Linked DNA regions of Homo sapiens: region 1 is linked to region 2. Evidence: chromatin loops called from intact Hi-C (ENCODE). Cell type or tissue: sigmoid colon. All regions are shown on one strand.

Region 1 (2,500 bases), 56 kb before region 2:
AGGGAGGACAGAGTTAGATGAAGTTCCTTTGCAGTTTTGGTCTAGAAGTGCAGCCCATTCTGCACCAAAGGGCTGCCATGGGAGCTAGAGGAGGAACGCAGGTGGAAGGAGGGAACCCAGGGCAAACTGCTCCTATAGGTGTCCAGGTGGAGCCATCCTGACTTCAAGCTAAAGAAATTGGGGTGTTCTGAATAGGCACCCAGGTGGAGAGTGATGTTGGGGTTCACTTTTTCCCTTGGTGCCTCAGTTTTCCCATTGGGAACCTTTGTACATTAAGTTAAATAGTGCACTCTCTGACTCTAGGTTTATGAGGCTTGTCCCTTGCTCCACAAGGAAGAACTTCAGGCCAGGGAAGGTTGGTGTGCTGAACTCACATCACAGCTTCTTTGGGACACTTGCTGCTGGTGATTCTTCTATAGCTCGCGAGCCTCTGCACTGAGATCTTCCTATTGGTGAAGTTATAACAGCAGGTGACTGGGGCATTGATTGCATCTGGAAAATAAACCACAAAGAAAAAGCATTTTAGGATGAACTGGATTATTCTGATCTTAAGAGCAGAAAAGAGTCATGAGGAAAAAGCAAAAGGCAGGCAGGAGAAGACAAAGAGCTCATTAAATCCCAGTGCTTCTGCCTATACCTCAGAGCTAGAATGTGATCTTTGACCCAATGACTCAGTTTCCTATGCTGTAAAATGGGTATATAACATTGATAATGGACAGAGAGAAGGAGGAGCTGTTAAAGCTAGATAATGCCTACAAGTGTCATTAAGACGGACCAATAATCCAGATGATCAGCACCAGGGAAGATCAGCTGGGGAGCCCCACTATGAGCCTCCTTTTAGACTCTGAATAGGCTATGCCTGGTCATGAGTTTCCCTGATACTCATTACCTCTGCAGAGTCACCGTCTCTGGAAGCTAAGGTGAATGAAGCACAGACCAGATTCTGGGTCTCCAGCGTGTCTGGAAACAGCCTACACACCCACCCTCTCTTTGATTACCCTGATCCCCAAACTCTGCTGGAAGCAGCTGGGGGAGTAACTGCGCTGAGTGTGTTCCCAGAGCTGGAATCCTGGAAGGAGCTGGATTTGGGGTTCACAGCTGGAATTCTAGTTCAGGCTCTGCCGAGCAGCAGCTGTGTGGTTGGGCTCACCCCTTGTCCTTTTCTGAGTCACCTTATCTTGGAAAAGTAGCGTTAAAGCAAGACTGTGGGTACCACGTCTGCTTGGATGGTCCATGATAACTCAGAGAGAAGACAATGTGGTTCAAGGAGAAGAAGAGGGGGCCTTACCTGGCTGAGCGAGCCCTTGGGGAATGAAGGTGGCTGCTATGAGCAGCAGGCACAGAAGGGCGGCAGAGACTTTCATGCTGGAGGCGAGAGTGCGAGCTTCAGTTTGAGAATTGGATGTTTCTGGGTTAGTCTCAGCCTCTCGGTTCCTCTGGCTGCTGTCTCTGCCTCTTATTGAAAGCGGGCAGAGGGAGAGAGGGCGGAGTCAAGCAGGAGGAGGGATCTTCCATGAGTGATAAGTGGGCTGTTAAATCTGCTGAGCAAATGCAGCATCCTGTGGATTTCCAGGAAGTAGGAAAGGGAAGCAGGGGGTCAGGACGAGACACTTTTTCCATTCACTGCTGAGACCAAATGAGCAAATGGGGAGGATGGGGTGCCATTAAGCCCAGACTGACCACAGATGTGAACTAAGAGGGTTATTTTTAAGGATTCTGCTTTCTCTGAAGCGAAAACTGCAGAAAAGGAAGGAAGCGAGGAAACTAGATGAAAGCATGTCAGGCTCGCTGCCAGCTTACCTTCAGGCCACATTCCAAGGGGCCTCCCAGCCAGGAAGGAGCTCTCAAGCTTTGGCCGGCTCCCTGACAATGCATTAAATCCATTTGCTCATTCAAATGCAGAATAGTAGCATCATAGAAGCCTAGCAGAACTGTAGGATTGTGTAAACATTGAACTGAATTCTAAGAGTTCTAGGGTTTCAGACTTGGACAAAGGCATAGACAGCATGTAGTGCTGCAGAAGAAATGCCAGTGTCATACTCACAGAGTGCTTACTCTGCCAGGAATATTCTCAGACCTTTACAAATATTAACTCTGTAAATTCCCCAACTTTATCTAGTAGGGATTGCTAATTTTCATGTTATAGATCAGGCAACTGAGGCACAGAAGGGTTAAATAGCCTGCTCAAGGTCCCCTCGAGCACAGAACCCAGGCAGCCCTGTCCCCAGTGGGCTGCCACCTCTCTGACATACTGCTGGAAGGAAACGTGTACAAGTCCTCCAACTAGTTGCCTGCTTGGGTCCTCTCTCTGTCCTCAGCATCTTCCAAATGGGCAGACAGCTAAAGGAGAATCTAGAAACATTCCTCATGGCTAAGTCATTATGAGTTAGGAGGCTGTTGCTAGCATAGCAGGCAGCAGTGGACAAGAAGTTCATCCCTGGTTATGGCAGCTATTCTCCTGGCTTCCTTCTTAATTTCCAAGGGACATGAGTAAGCAGTG
Region 2 (2,500 bases):
TTCTCAGGGACACAGAGGAGGGAGAAGCTATTCTTTACTACCCCTGGGAGTTTGTGTGGAGCTGTGGGAAATGAACCGGCACACTTTCGTTAGCTGAGTGTGTGCTAAAGCCCCCTCCGCCTTTTCCTCAAGGCTCGTCAAAGTGGTCACTTGGTAGCTAGTTCTGCAGTGAAGGATTAAGGTTCAGGGTCAGACCCTGAACTCCAGTGGCAGCTGCAGCTTTTACTAATGATGTGAACTTTACAAGTTCATTAACCTATCAGTGTCTCAGTGTCACTGCCTACCTTTAAAATGGCGATAACCAGGCTAGGCACAATGGCTGACACCTGTAGCCCTAGCTACTCTGGAGGCTGAGGTGGGAGGATTGCTTGAGCCTGGAAGTTTGAGGATGCAGTGACCTATGGTCGCACCACTGCACTCCAGAGTGGGTGACAGAGTAACACTGTTTCAAAAACACAATAAATAAATAAATAAATAAATAAATAAAATAAATAGGGATAACAACTGTTCCTACCTCAACTCGTTGTGAAGATTACATGAGCTAATGCACATGAGCAGTTAGAACACTGCTGCAGTGAACACCAATACATAACCTCTGTATGGATCATTTTGGTCTATAGGTTTGGACAGGATGACATGGAAAGAAAAAGCAGACTCAAACTCCATCGCTATCACTTCTAGATCCGTGATTAGGAACATGTTCTCCTTCTCTGAAGCTTTGTTTACTTGTCTTTACAACAAAGAAAATCATACCCATGATAAAGGATGGGCATGGAAATGAAATACTGTTTATTAAGCATGGATATTACATTAAGTATAATTACATGTTGCCTATTAAGCATGGAGAACAGTGCCCGTCATATATGGGGATCATGGGTATGTTCTTATTCTTTTCCATTTAAGTCTCCCTTTTCTGCCTGGCGGAGTGGCTGGGCTGAGATTGTGGTAACCGTAGGAAAGAGAGGGGAAAATGCAACTTCGTGTAGAGGTTAGTGTGGGTCTGCTGTCACCTGCTGGATTAAGTAGGTAAAGACATTGCCAGGTGCTCTCTGCTGCCACCTTATGGTGAAAGAGGTTTCTAGCAGAAGAGCATATTTGTCTAGTCCTGCTTGTGTTCTGTTCCTCCTCACACCCCTCCAACAATGCGTGCTCTCCCGACCTACCTTCTCTCAAACTCTACCTGGGGAGCACTTACCAAGTGCCAGATATTGTATAGACTGCGATTAAAAGATTAATGAGACAGAGGCTCTGGCACTGACAAGCAGTGCTCACTCTTTAAGGGACCTAAGAAATATGTGGAGAACTTTATTATTTTTTAAAATCACATTTATTCACATACAATTTATTTTCACACAACAAAACGCATGCTCTTTAAATGTACACATTGATAAGTTTTGACAACTGTATATGCACGTGGAACCACCGCCCCAGTCAAAATATTGAACGTTTCTGTTATCCCACAAAGTTTTCTCATGGCGCTTGGTAGTCAATCTTCACCACTTCCTACCTACCCCAGGCAATCCTTGATCTGACTTCTCTTGCTATAGTTTGTTTTGCCCTTTCAAGGACTTTATATAAACGGAAGTGTACAGTATACACTCTTTTGTGTCTAGCTTCTCTAGCACAACAAATTGTTTTTGAAATTTATCCATGCTTTTGTAGGTATCCGCAGTTTGTTTTCTTCTATTGTTAAGTGGTATTTCAGTGAATAAATACATAATTCATTTATCCATCCTCTTGATAGATTTTTTGACTGTTTCCAGATTTATGCTGTGGTGCAAAAAACTGCAGGCACGTTTGTGTATAAGTCTTTGGGTGAACTTTGTGAGTCCTTTGTGTGGTTTTTATTTATCTTGGGCGAATTTCCAGAAGTAAAATTGATGGGTCGCAGGTAGATGCATGTTTAACTGTGTAAGAAACTGACAAACATTTTTCCAAAGTAATTATGCCATTTACGTACCTACTACAAGAATTCCGATTGTCCACATGCTCACCAGAGCTTGCTAGTTTTCTTTGTTTAACTTTTAGCTATTTTAATGTATGAAGTTACATCACATCGTGGTTTGAACTTGCAATTTGTTGATGATTAGCAATGCTGATCATTTTTTCAGGTGCTTATTGATCATCTGTGTGTCTTTTTAGGAAGTGGCTATTAGAGTTATTTTGCCCTCTTTAGTATTGACTTGTAAGAATTCCTTTTATATTTTGAATATAAGTCATTTGTCAGATGTATGTATTTTCTCCATCGTGTGGCATGTCTTTTCAATTTCACATTAGTGTCTTCAAAGGGAAGTTTTCAGTGTTGTTAAGGTCCAATGTAGCAACTTCTTTTTCTTGTCTTTTCTTTTCCCTCCCTCCCTTTCTTTCCTTTCTCTGTCTTTCCCTTTCTCCTTCCTTCCTTCTCCTCCTCTTTTCTTTCTTTCTTTCTTTTTTCTCCTTCCTCCCTCCCTGCCTTCCTTCCTTCCTTCCTTCCTTTCTGTTTCTTCTTTCTTCTTTCTTT

The links. A loop is a pair of places that touch in the nucleus more often than their neighbours do. Peaks named below come from ENCODE experiments on the same cell type or tissue, not always from the same donor. Only the 100,000 strongest peaks of a DNase experiment are listed, where the experiment ranks them.
Region 1: it touches region 2 in a loop (9-fold over the local background); 30 of 110 quality-filtered maps call a loop at or near these places.

Annotation. Positions count from the first base shown.
Region 1 is chr17:34,254,214-34,256,713 of GRCh38, reverse strand. It overlaps CCL2 (C-C motif chemokine ligand 2), which reads right to left and starts at 1,429. Exons shown (of 3, transcript NM_002982.4): 1 at 1,289-1,429; 2 at 375-492. The coding sequence starts at 1,364. RefSeq lists enhancers at 758-1,732, 1,733-2,500. In sigmoid colon, no CTCF peak of the experiment used is centred here; DNase peaks (open chromatin) are centred at 1,473, 1,823 and 2,353; H3K4me3 peaks cover 2,336 bases; H3K27ac peaks cover 2,487 bases.
Region 2 is chr17:34,198,652-34,201,151 of GRCh38, reverse strand. No RefSeq gene overlaps it. Among named protein-coding and RNA genes, the nearest start is that of LINC01989, 16 kb to the right of the region's middle. In sigmoid colon, CTCF peaks have their summits at 857 and 1,065 (motif pointing left); a DNase peak (open chromatin) is centred at 1,021.